2 separate regions of the Homo sapiens genome follow, and region 2 is linked to region 1. A link is a contact called in ENCODE Hi-C or POLR2A ChIA-PET data. All regions are on one chromosome and are shown on one strand. The core of a region is the stretch at or near the end of the contact, and the rest is flanking DNA. Distances in the headings are between cores, read along the strand shown.

Region 1 (6,542 bases), core at 2,392-4,891:
TCCATCTCTGCTGTCAATTCACACCTTTCTGCAGTAGCACATTTACAAAATCACAGAAAGCCTCCCATGTCATGGAGAGAAGTGCCAGGCACACCCCGAGGAGCGCGGCCGGAGCCTCTTACCGTTCTGAATTCGCGGGCATGGTGGGGTCGATGGAGACCATGGCGTCGTCGGTGGTCAGCAGGGAGATGGTCGTGTTCCTGGAAAACACACCCAAGCCCGTGTTTTCGCCCATAGTGTGCTCTGGGATGTACACTTGAATGTACACATGGGGCCAGAGCCCTGAGACAACCAGGACAGTCCCAGGACCAGCCTGACCAAGGTGTGGTGGGATGGGAAGGGTGGGAGGCCGTCCCCAGGGCATTGAGACTCCGATTGTAAATGAAATTAAACAGCTGCGTATAATCCTAAGTGCGTGTAGATGCTGAAATACTTTAAAATGGGAATTGGAGCAAGTCTACTTTATTGAGTTGGGAGATTTTTTTTAAAAAACTGTGGTAAAATAGGAACTAACATTTATATCAGCAGATGACGAACTCATAGTTTGTCTTTCCGCTTCCAGTGCCTTTGGGAGTCCGTCTGAACTGCGCAAGTCTCTCCTACAAAATAGTTTTAAATGCTTAGGATGAGTCTTCCTCCAACCTCACATGTTTTGGGGCCTCTTGCAAGATGTGTTACCTCGACCAAGTTAATCTCTGATCTTCAGTTGTAAATTGTTAAAATCTGTGAAATAGAGGTGATACTCAAATCCCAGGGCTGCTATACGGAATACTGTGTATATATATTTATTTATTGGCACATTGCTTCATATATGGTGCCCAAAGATGCCCCAGACCATGGGCTATTTTTGCGGCTAAAACTGCCATTTGCTGCACTTTCAGACGTGTACTTTCATCTCCCTTTTCTCACCTGTCTGTGAGAAACTTCAATTGCCCTTCTCCACCTCCGTCCTAACTTTAAAGTTAATCCTTGAGCCAAAGCTACTCCTGCTCACCCTTTACATTTGGAAAGTTTGCTGATAATTAGAAAATTCACTGGCTCGAACACACTGTTGATTTAGGACATTAACTCCTGTGGGACTCTGAGGACTCGATAAGGCAGATCACTGGTCTTTTCAACCCATTTCTGAAGTCAGCCTTTCACCCAGTGTTGATCTGGGTCAAGCCCCCTGGGTAGAAAAGGCACCTATGGGGTGATGTGGGGCTGGGGACCAAACACACACAACCACCCCGCTTTCTCCAAAAGTGAATGAAGAAGTGAGAGGAAAAAACCCACACTCTTTTTTATTTATTTATTTATTTTGAGGCGGAGTCTCGCTCTGTTGCCCAGGCTGGAGTGCAATGGCATGATCTCAGCTCACTACAACCTCTGCCTCCAGGGTTCAAGCCATTCTCCTGCCTCAGCCTCCCAAGCAGCTGGGATGACAGGTGCTCGCCACCACGCCCGGCTAATTTTTGTATTTTTAGTAGAGACAAGATTTCACCATGTTGGCCAGGCTGGTCTCGAACTCCTGACCTCAGGTGATCTGCCCACCTCGGCCTCTCAAAGTGTTGGGATTACAGGTGTGAGACACCACGCCCGGCAGAAAAACCCACACTCTTAGGAGGGCGGTTCTGTTTAATTCAGCCCGACGGTTTCCTCCTTGTGGACACAGCCATCACCTGTGGAGGCAGAGAGGCCCGGAGGGCGGCTGAGCCTCCCTCGGGATTCTGCGCATTGATTGATTTCGAAGAGCCCCTTGTAGAAGGCCGGTGCCTCGGGCCCTTCAGCGCCTCTTCCCGCCCCTCCCAGCCATCCCGAAAAGGCGAGGAGGCCGCGTGGCGTCACCGGGCAGAGCCCGCAGCGCGCACTCACCGAGGCAGGCCGGTGGCGATGCAGAACAGGTCCATGATGTCGCTGGAGTTGCAGTACTTGCTGAAGATTACCTGCAAAACAGAAGCGCGGTGAGGCGGCAGCGAGGGCGGCGGGTCTCCCTGGAGACGTCAGACGCCACGTGCTTCCGCTTCGGCTCCAAACTGAAGGTTCGTTTTGAAAAGAAAAGCTGTAACTCTACGCACGGGAATGTCACAGGCTCATCTTTTCATTTGGTTGATGCATACGGGTGGTGAAAAATGTCATTGTCGTGTTCAGTGGAAAGAGTTGTGAAAAATACAGCGATGCCCCCTTGCCCACACGCCTGTCCGTGACATGGTTATGGTGAAGGCGCATCCCTCGGAAGGGGCCAGGCAGGACTGACCACCTGGGGTCAACACTGTCGCTTGGCACCGGGTCTTCAAGTATCTCATGGGGGCTATTCTGTAAATAAAATAAAATTCAAGTTCATTAACTTCAAAAGAAAAAAGAAAAAAAGGCCGGGCGCGGTGGCTCACGCCTGTAATCCCAGCACTTTGGGAGGCAGAGGCGGGTGGATCACCTGAGATCAGGAGTTCCAGACCATCCTGGCCAACATGGTGAAACCCCGTCTCTACTAAAAATACAAAAAATTAGCCGGGCGTGGTGGCAGGTGCCTGTAATCCCAGCTACTCGGGAGGCTGAGCCGGGAGAATCGCTTGAGCCAGGGAGACGGAGGTTGCAGTGAACCGAGATCGCACCATTGCACTCCAGCCTGGGCAACAAGAGTGAAACTCCGTCTCAAAAAAAAAAAAAAAAGACTGCCTTTCGGTATTTGGGGACTGAGGGACTGAGGCTGAATGACGAAGTCGAAGAGGGGAATCACATCACAACAGAACCGTTGAGGATCCTGGGCGCCCGCGGTGAAACTGGCGCCTGCAGAGAAACACCACCTACGCGCGGGATGGCCGCGCTCGCTCCCCAGTGCCGCCGGGGCTGTGGTGGAAGCGCCGGGTTAGCATCCGCATCTTCTGTCCAAGGGGTCCCGGCCATGAGTCTCGGCTCTCAGGGAGGGGGTATTTCGAGCTCGGTGAGGGTGGGGCTTCTCCAGGGCTGGACAGAGCGCGGAACGGGCCACGCCGAGGCCCCGCCTTCATCGCAGAGGATGCCTCCCTGGACAGTTTCCCCGGCTCCTGGCTGCCAACGCAGCTTTTCTTTCCAGCACAAGTCCCCGGTGTGGGGGAAACGCAGGCCTAGGAAGATGGTTATTTTTCGGTGCCCAGCGCACCATTTTTTTTTTTTTTAAGCTAAGATTAGTTTTCTTTTTTCTTTACTTGGAAACAGTGAAATATAGAAAACAGATTTTTTTTTTCTGTGACTAACACCATTTCCTGTGGGCTGCTGAACTGGCAACAATAAGACAGTAAACAGCACCTCTCCTTGCCCGTTATCCCCACTGGTATTTGCCCCAGGGGTAACGGTCGGTCAAAGGTGGCCTGTGTCATTGCGTGGTTCCTGACGTCTGTGGCATCGGCTGTGTCCCTGGCTGCCTATGCAGCTTGGTCCTGGCCCTGCTCGCACGGGTGCAGTAGCCCCTTCAGCAGCCCCCACTTTGGCCTCACCCCATTTCCCCCACATCCTCCTTTGCAGGACTCTGCTGGCTCCTCCCAGAGCTCCCTCCTCTGAGATGTGCTTCTCCTCCTGTGTCCTGGTTCCTGGCCTCGCCTGCAGAGGCTGCTTCTCCCAACCCCACTGCCGAGGAGTCCTGCACTTGGCCGGGTGCCAGGCCCTCACTTCTACCATGGCACCATCCTCAGCCCTAGTCACAGTTCACGCTGCGGCCTCCCAGGCTATGCCCGTGGAGTTGTGGCGTGGCAGAGCCTGGGCTGGGGTCGTGGCCATTTTCCCACCAAGACAGGACAAAAAGCGGTTCCCATGTGGGCCCCTGTGTAACTCACTTCCTTCCGGTGTGGCGGACTTACTTTGGGGGTCTACAGAACCCCAGTCTGCAGAGGGCAGGGGTGGAAGAAGAGGAAGGCAAGGAGGGCTCTTTCTTTGAACATTCTGGATCTGCAGCTTCTGGAGAAGCAGGATGTGGTTTGCAAGAGGCTTGCTGAGGAGGTTGGTGTCTTCAAAGCGTGCTTCTGGCCCCGGCTGAGGGATTCCCACGCAGTGGGTCCGGGTTGGGCCCTAGGAATCTGCGTTTGACTTCTATTGGGTTTCTTGGATTAGAAGCCACTGCTCAAAGATGTGTTTCTACAGTGTCTCCCTCAGATGAGCGGGGTGGTCCTGCAGAAGGCGGGGGGCCCTGTGGTCCCTGTGTTCCAACCTGGGTGGCCGCAGCAAATGACGCCTTTATAAAGTCCTCGCCCCACCCCGCCCCACTGGGTGCTTCTCCTCCTGGGCACAAAGGGCACCACATCCTGTCCCAGCCCCTCAGAGTGCACGGGGGATGATCTTGGAGTTAAATTCTCTCCAGACACATCTGGCAAGACCGACTCAAATCATGGCTCCTTGGGCTGGCTTGAAGGGGGTGCACCTACCAGCAAGACCTCAAAAGGCGAGGGGAGGGCGATTACGGAATCGCAGTCTCTTGGGACTGGGCAGGCTCGTCTGACTTTACTCAGAAGGGAAGTGGCTTTGCCAAGGGCAACAGGCTCATGGGCCTGGGGCTTCTCCATCTCAGGAGCATGGGGCCAGGTCGTGAGGCCAGGCAGCCCAGGCGGCCCCGGAGGCCTGGGGGGATCCTTGACTGCTTCTTACTCCTGGGACTCTCAACTCAACTTCTTTGAACCTAAATTTCCTCTGCTATAAAATGGACCAAAAAAGGGGTAGCTGTCATCTACAGAAGCTTTTACTCCAATGCCCCCTGGAAGGTTCTGCACCAGGCTGGAGGCCAGAGCTCGTGATTCAATGCAGAAGCTTCGAGCCCCATGGAAAAGGACCGCAGTAAGCACCTCCGATGACTGACCCCCAAGCACAGACTCCTGGGGACAGCTTCTGATGGCCTCGCTCAGATGATATTCAGACCCTGCCAGTGGGCTGCCCAGGGCTTCCAGGGCTCTTTTCAGTTGAGGAACAGCTGGCTTCATGAGGCTGCAGCCCAGGAGCCAGTGGAGAATCAGTTACGGAGCACTGAGTGGAATGAGTGAGGAACGCTTTACTTTTTGGCATCATGCGTGTCGTTGTACTGTTGGACTTTCCGGCTCTGTTATGAAGCCCTTTCCCTGTCTTCTTAAGCTATCAGTCACCTTTAACGACCTAGATTTTTTGTAAACTGAAATGAGTAATTCTTAAGTGATATCTGATTTTCACCATCTGCTCTCCTTCCTCCCCAAATGCAAACTTTTATGAAGGCTTTACTTTTGGTGGCAATATCTGCAAAGGTTCCGGAAGGATCTGTCCTCCTCCTTGCCAGGATAAAATTGGGGAAGGTTTATGCAACCGAGCCTAAGCCTGAGAGACGTGCGTGAGAACGACGCTCATTTGCTGGGCTGTGACCGCTCTTGAGGGGCCGAGGGTGACTGTGCAACGTCCATGCCCACAAAGTCCCCTGGGGGAGGGTAGGGGCTCTCAGGGTCACAGCCTCCAAGATGGGAAAAAAGGCTCTACTCTGGCAGGCCAGGGTTTTGGAATATCGTGGGGGCCTTGAGAAGAGAGGGGTTCATCAAATTTATAAGTACTGCCGGTGAAATCTGGAGGAGAGCTTTTTATGCTTGGCTTCCTAACCTTAGGATAGCAAACAACAGAGGCTTTTGCTTCTGATATCTTCTGAGGTCTTCCAGCAAAACAAACTGAAAAAGGCCTGTTTGGTATGGTGGCACTCTTGCCACCTCTATGCAAGCAAGGATGCCACACCTAGGGGGACCAGCCTTATTCTGCCATCCAGAATAATCTCTCTTTGAGATTATGTTGGAAAAAAGGTGGGGAGGCTGTCAGGAAATTTGGAATAAGCACAAAAGTTGGCACTGGCTGTCTCCACTGGAGAATATAGCTGCATCCGTTTGTAAGTCCATTTCAACATTGCTTCACTCCTTATACATTTAGGGTTCTTGGATTTCTCTTTTGAACTGGTCGTACCTTCTTACCAGTTCCCATTCGATTCATCAGTTCAGTAAAAATGTTTGACACACGGTCATTTTAGATCTGGATGAGAGTCATGACTTCAGCTTTTGCTGTTCATTAGTCTCCAGCGGCGCCAAAGTGGGTGCGAGTTTGGGCATGAGGCGTGAGCCCTAGGGATGGGGGCTTGGACAGCCGCGCTCTTCGCTGGTGTCAGAAGCACCCAGCCTGATGCTGCTCCTGACTGTGGGAGGCCAGCCCGGCTGCAGCTTCAGACCACGGGAGGACCCCTAGGCTGCCTCGTCAGGAGGCCATAGGGCTTCCTGACCACATGCTGAAGAATTTTGCAAATCCTTTATCCAGAAACAAATAGTGCAAAAAAAGTTGATAAAATGAAATTTGAAAATGAGATGCAGAGGCAGCAAGATTAAGGGAAAAACGAAAGTTTTATGTTGGCTTCTGGCTTGCAGGCGAGTCAGGGCTGGAGCTTACGAGAATGCACGGCAGGTCATCACAAACCCTTTTGTGTGGTTTGACTGGCAGTGCTGTGATATTAAAGCAAGATGAGAGAAACAAATGATGAGACAGAGGGCGGCTCCCCCACTGGAAATTGATGCCTCTTCATAATCAGCTGAGACCTGGGAATGTCA
Region 2 (6,542 bases), core at 2,803-5,302, 57 kb before region 1:
AAGGCTGGCCCTGCTACACCCGCAGCCCCAGCTTGAGGCCACCCATCTCCGCCTGGCTCTGGGCAGAGGGGAACCCTGCCAGGCAGCACCACCCTGGAACACCACCCTCCTGCCAAAGCAGCCATGGCACCTGGGGCGCAAGGGACAGCCAGAGGGCTGAACCAAGCCACGTAGAGCCCACGGCCAAGGGCGGTGCCACAGGTGAAGGTGCTGTGTGTCTGAGGCTGCCAAGCCGGGTCCCAGCCTTGCCAGGTCCCAGCCTTGGGACCCCAGCTGTGTGGCCGTCCCTGTGCAACTTGGGAGCTCTTCCTTGGCTCACAAATGAGAGACTCTGTCTCCCGTCCTTTAAAGAGCCTCCAGCACAGGGATGACGAAGATGGATTGTTCACTCACAACTTTCCATGGCCACAAACTATGGCCTGACTTCCCCTAAGTCAATTGGGCTGAGACATCCCTAACTCCAAATGAGCCCATGAGTGCATGGGACAGACACGTGGCACGGTCCCTGTAGGACAGGCTCTCACGTGGCTCAGACAAGGCCTGCTTCCTTCCGCTCGGCCTTCCTCCCTGCGCCCACCCCGAGGCCAGGCCCCCGGGGCTTTGAGGGGACCAGATGAGGCCCGTCGGCTTTCCCTTCACCTTCTGCCTCTGAGACCCTTTCACTTGCCACGCTTCCTCAATAAGCAGATTGCCCTCAATTTCAAAATCAGGGAATGATCGTCAGCATGCCAGGTGGCTCTGAGACAACTCAGTGCAATTGCACAGGGCTGTTTCTCAGTCCATTAGTCCCCATTAAATCCCACTGAGGCCGGGCAGTGGCACTCTGGGGAACCATGAGCCACATCATATGCCTGTGGTGTCTGGGCTGGCACCAGCGGGCATGGAGGCAAAGCCCGGAGGTGTGAGCAGGTCCTGTGTGCCCCTCACTAAGCACAGCGCCCGCACACAGTAAGTGCCTCAATGCATGCGCTCTGCTCATCATCACCGCCGTCTCTTTGCTACTACCGGCATTTCCATCCCCAGTTTGGTCGTGGTTCATCCACACGTGTCCTGACCCTGGCTCCAGTAAAGAGTCCTGCTGTACACAAAACTGACTTTGGAGGTGGCATCGTGGAGACTGGGGCATTTTCCCCACGAGTCACAGCTCACTGGGCCCCCCGAAGCGCCTGTGAAGGATGCCTGTTCCCAGGAGAATGACTTCTGTGTCCCCAGTGCTGAAGCCCTCGCTGGAATGCAACCCAGTGGGAACATCACACAAGGAACCGGGTCCCTGGGGGCAACAGGAGGCTCCTCCCCTAATGCTTTTCCTCTTCTTGTTCTGTCTTTAAAAGTGGATATCAACTTATTCCAAGCTGGACACATTGCTCCTAAGGCTTGGATCTGCAGGAGGAGGACTCTTCTTCTGTGAAATCGTCTTCCCAGCCCCTATCTCCAATATGTGCTCTTTTTTTCTTGAGACAGAGTCTTGCTCTGTCGAGCCCAGGCTGGAGTGCAGTGGCGCGATCTCGGCTCACTGCAACCTCCACCTCCTGGGTTCAAGCGATTCTCCCGCCTCAGCTTCCCAAGTAGCTGGGGTTACAGGCATGTGCCACCATGCCTGGCTACCGTTTGTATTTTTAGTAGAGACGGGGTTTCACCATGTTGGCCAAGCCGGTATTGAACTCCTGTCCTCAGGTGATCCTCCCACCTCGGCCTCCCAAAGTGCTGGGATTACAGGCGTGAGCCACCACACCCGGCCCATGCGTGCTCTTTTGTTAGAAGAAAGTCACACCACTGACAAGCAGGTCGCAAGCAGGGTGGCTGCCTCCAGACTGCACTCTCCCAAGCCTGAACTGTACCGAACTGCACCAGCCTTTCTTTTAGGCAAACAAAGCCCACAGCCCCAGCCCAACTGGTACGGGGAGCCCTCCCCAGGCCCGGCCGCCCGTGGCCCCAGCGCAGACCCTACCTGCTGCTTCTGGCCGCCAGCTCCTCCCTCATCTTCTTAATGTCACTCTTGCATTTCTCAATCTCCACCACTTTTAGTCCTTCCACTGGTGACAGAGAGAGAGACAGCAAGGGGGTTACCACGGACGAATGTGGAGGATCTCTCAAGGCTGGTAACTAAGGGCTCCCTGTGGCTCCCAGGGAGGAATATACCTCAGTGCAGAGGTCCCCACACCTGCCCTGGCTGCCGATACTCAGGTTTTGCCTGCACTTCCGCGCTTAGCTCAGCCACAACTGACTCTATCCTCGCAGGCATGTGCCGTGGCCACCGCTGCACTACCGCATCCATCCGGGCAGTTTTCAGAAGGCAGAAGCTCCTCCCCACTCTCCACTCCCTGAATCTCAACTCTGGCACCCACTTTTTGCTCCATACCCCTAAGCACCAGCTGAGGACATGGGACAAAGGCGTCTTTTATCCCAAAAAGAAAAGGGGGCACATGTGGTGCCAGAGCATTAAAATGCAGTGAACGGCAAAGCGTTTTCAGCAAGGATTACGATCTCATTATGGGAAAAGCTTTTCATTGGAACGTCCTTCCAGAGCAGTTTCACCAGGAGAAAGTGTTGACTTAAAACAGAAGAGAAATAAATAGGCAAAGTTGAGGATCAGCAGAACTTGGACTTGATCACATTCCTGGAGTTGAAACTGCCTTGGCCAAATTATGACTGAGACAGTGAAAGAGATCTAACTTAGCGGGCTCCATCTTGCTTCGAACCTCCAAGCTGTCTGTGTTCATTCCTTGGCTGAACTAACTTTGGGAGAAACTTCATTTGTAGTTTATAGTTTAGACAAAGACTGTAACAGCCCTTTCCCAAAGCAGACCTGCTTCTTGCCTGGGGACGAGACTAACAGCCACAGGATTAGAAATTACAGTTTAAGAGTCACGCAGCTGGAGACTACGAGATTCTGACCCTCCCTAAATTGCTCCTAAGATCAGCGCTTGAGATATTTTGGAGACCCTGCAGTTGATGGATCAGCTGGCACCACCCAGATAGATAAACTGGCTCGTCTGGTCTTCTGGCCCCAGTCAGGAACTGACTCAGTGCAAGAAGACAGCTGCAGCCAGGCACAGTGGCTCACGCCTGTAATCCCAGCACTTTGGGAGGCTGAGGTGGGCAGATCACGAGGTCAGGAGTTCAAGACCAGCCTGGCCAATATAGTGAAACCCTGTCTCTACTAAAAATACAAAAATTAGCCGGGCATGGTGTGCCAGTGCCTGTAGTCCCAGCTACTCGGGAGGCTGAGGCAGGAGAATAGCTTGAACCCGGGAGGCGGAGGTTGCAGTGAGCCGAGATCACGCCACTGTACTCTGGCCTGGGGGACAGAGTGAGACTCTGTCTCAAAAAAAAAAAAAAAAAAAAAAAAAAGCAGACAGCTTCAACTCCCTATGATTTCCTCCCTGACCAATCAATCAGCATTCCTGGCTCACTGGCTTCCCACCACCCACTAAGTTATCCTTAAAAACTCTGCGCCCCGAATGCTCGGGGAGACTGATTTGAGGAATAATAAAACTCTGGTCTCCCGCACAGCCGGCACTGGGTGAATGGCTCTTTCTCCATTGCAGTTCCCCTGTCTTGATGAATGAGCTCTGTTTAGGTAGCAGGCAGGGTGAACCCCTTGGGCAGTTACAGAGTCCCACTGCAAAGGTGTACCTCAACAGTTAGGATACTATTTTTCAACCAAAAACAAACTGGAGCTTATGCCTCCGAGCGAGCGTTAAACTTCAAGATATTTACCCTTGGCTGACTGCACGTTTACCCCAGAAAAGCTGCCATGAAGCAAGCAGCTTTGCACGGCTTTTCAATTAGAGTTGGTTCATAAACCAATTGAAATAAAAAAGATTAGCTTTGTTACTTTGTAATCACACCTTAGTTTTTATGCAAAAGGATACTCCCACGATACCACTCTATTCCCCTTTTCATGAAGTTTGGCTCTGAATAACTGCTAAAAATAAAAAGCAAATGTTTTCTAAAGGAAAAACCAAGCAACTCAGAGCCTTTGGCTAGTTTGTAACAACTCCTTCCCACCCCAAAGGAAGTACTGCAGCTCCGGAAAGAAACTCTCCCAGTACAGTGGCCCAGGGCAGACTAGCTGGAATCAGCCTCCCGGGTGGGTTTCGAGGCGTTTCCAGGGTCAGGGGTCAAGTAGGGGCATGTTCCCGGGACACTGCTTCTTTCTGCCAGAAGGACGAAGAATCTGGAGAGTGCAATATTTGGATCTGGTCCTGCTGATGTGTTTCTGTGCTACAGAAACCTTCTCCACCCCTCTTCTACCCAACAGCTAGAGGACATGGGGTCCGGAAGTGCATGTGGCTGGAGCCAGTGTGGTCGCTGTCGTGATGGCCGAGTCCAGATGAGCTGCCGCTGGGGAAACACAGGGTACCTGAGGTCTGAGGTCGGGACGTCTTTGTCCAACCACTAAGAGTCCACATTCTCCTTTGGAGCCGGGTCTCCGTTTTCTCCAGCATCATGGGCCCCTCAAGGAAGCTGATGCATGCCACAGGCTGTCTTCTCAGAAAAGGTACCCAAGAACACATTTTGGGTTTGCATGTGGATTGGGAAGCCCAACGTGGCCTCCAGCGGTGCTCCTTGGCTTTGTCTAGACTGCAGGATCCCACCCATGCCCTGTGGATTTGCCACGTGGACACTGACGTGAGCAAATGGACAATTCAACATCAGTGGCAGAAAGGAGCTCAGTCTGGTTCACACGTGGAAGGCAGCACATTCTGAAAGTGAGTAGATCTGGGGAAGGGTTGGGCATGCGGTGTAGACTGCAAACAGGGCAGCTGGGCCCTCTGTCCAAGGTCCATGGACCATTGACTATGTCTTAAATGTCATTTTTCTGAATATAAAATATCCTATTATCATTGTAGGAAGTGTAGGAAATAGCACTTCAAAGAATAATATTTAAAAACTTGTCTAGGATCCTATGGGCCCAGAAAACAACTCAGTTAATATTATTTGTATTAATGTGTGTCCTTCCAGGCTTTCTGCCCACTCCCAGCCTTCTAAATATTCATCCTGTTTATCTATCTATCTATCTATCTATCTATCTATCTATCTATCTATCCTGTTTATCTATCTATCTATCTATCTATCTATCTATCTATCTATCTATCTACTACCTACCTACCTACTGTGTATCTATCCATCCATCCATTTATATACTATCTATCCATCCATTCATCTATGTATCCATTCATCCATCCATCCATCCATCCATCCATCCATCCATCCATCCACCCATCCATCTATGCATTCATCATATTTATGTATCTACCTATGTTCTATTTATCCATCCTATTTTTCTATCCGTTCTATCTCTCTATCCACCCATTCTATGTATCTACCTATCTTTCTTTTCTTTTCTTTTTTTTTTTTTGAGACAGGGGCTTGCCCTGTCACCCAGGCTGGAGTGCAGTGGAACAATCACAGCTCACTGCAACCTTTACCTCCTAGGTTCAAGTGATCCTGCCACTTCAGCCTCCTGAATAACAGGGTCTAAAGGGGTGCACCGCCACACCTGGCTAATTTTTGTATTTTTTGTAGAGATGGGGTTTTGCCATGTTGCCCAGGATGGTCTTGAACTCCTGGGCTAAAGCAATCCTCCTGCCTTCACCTCCCAAAGTGCTGGGGAACCACTTTAGGCATGAGCCACTGCACCCAGCCTCTACCTATCTTTCTATTTACATATCTATATAGTATCTATCTATGTATGTATCTATGTATGTATGTATCTATCTAGCTTCTATCCATCCTGTGTGTGTCTATGTATCTATATATCTATTATTAATTTTAAAAGATAAAATTTGTTGTTTTCTAACTTGCTATTTTCACTCATCAGGAGGTCACGGCCCTTCCCCATGTTAGTGGCTGCTGTCGCAGCTCACGTTTTTCTTTTTATCCCCCGAGGAAAATGCTATTTATCATACTGAGCAGGATAAATAAATACCAAGGGCTTCATGTCAGTTCAGATCACATTTTTGCTGCTAAATGAGTTTGCAACAAACCTATAATTTTTTTCCCATGTCCATACAAGGCTCTGTTTTAAGCCAGCTCATGGTTTTTGATGGGTGCATAGCGTTTGTATTGACAGTGCAGAGTCCACCGAGATCCGCTTCCCTGGCTACCTATTGAGGTGATGTTAAAATTAAGCCTCCTGGGTGACACAGCACAGCTTCACTAGTTTGCATCCCAGAGATGCAGAATTTGTGGCAATTAAGTTTATGAAGAGGCTGTTGGCCAAGTAGATGGATAGTGAGTAACAACATTGCAAAAGTGCATTCCTCAATGAAGAGAAAGCAAGATGCCATGAAATGACGGGGCTGGCGGGGAGGTCTGCAGGAGGAGGCAGAGGTGAGCATGTGGTGGATGTGTGTGCCTGTGTCCCCGGGGGTCCTGCCTCCTCACTCCCTGGCCTTTCCAGGACACCCGGCTGCTTTGGGGAAGATTCCACAGCTCCCCTCTTCGACCCACTGCCAGCCCTGCTCCACCTCAATCCAGAGGGAGGAGCGGGCCAGTCCTGTGGGGCGGGGGGCCTCAAGCCTGAGAGGTCTGCA

Evidence for each region. A loop is a pair of places that touch in the nucleus more often than their neighbours do. ChIA-PET counts read pairs that join two places held with the same protein, here RNA polymerase II (POLR2A). Pooled maps may share reads with other maps.
Region 2: a loop to region 1 is called in a pooled map, with 4 times the contacts of the local background. The contact joins the promoter of PDE9A-AS1 here to the enhancer-like site in region 1. A Hi-C loop is called at or near these places in 12 of 168 maps with a recorded cell type or tissue (CD4-positive, alpha-beta T cell, CD4-positive, alpha-beta memory T cell, CD8-positive, alpha-beta T cell and 7 more) and 13 of 50 pooled maps. POLR2A ChIA-PET finds 5 or more read pairs at or near these places in 11 of 52 experiments (CD4-positive, alpha-beta T cell, CD4-positive, alpha-beta memory T cell, CD8-positive, alpha-beta T cell and 8 more).

What each region holds. Positions count from the first base shown.
Region 1 is chr21:42,681,575-42,688,116 of GRCh38, reverse strand. It overlaps PDE9A (phosphodiesterase 9A), which reads right to left. Exons shown (of 20, transcript NM_002606.3): 2 at 1,855-1,925; 3 at 123-200. Among named protein-coding and RNA genes, the nearest start is that of PDE9A, 31 kb to the right of the region's middle. Within about 2 kb of position 3,641, at least 3 of the 41 ENCODE cell types and tissues checked have a DNase peak (open chromatin) inside an H3K27ac peak, as active enhancers do; they include CD4-positive, alpha-beta T cell, natural killer cell and sigmoid colon, where a contact is called at or near this core.
Region 2 is chr21:42,739,267-42,745,808 of GRCh38, reverse strand. PDE9A-AS1 (PDE9A antisense RNA 1) reads left to right here and starts at 4,052. Exons shown (of 2, transcript NR_183525.1): 1 at 4,052-4,715. PDE9A (phosphodiesterase 9A) reads right to left here. Exons shown (of 20, transcript NM_002606.3): 8 at 1,949-2,033. RefSeq lists an enhancer at 5,978-6,542.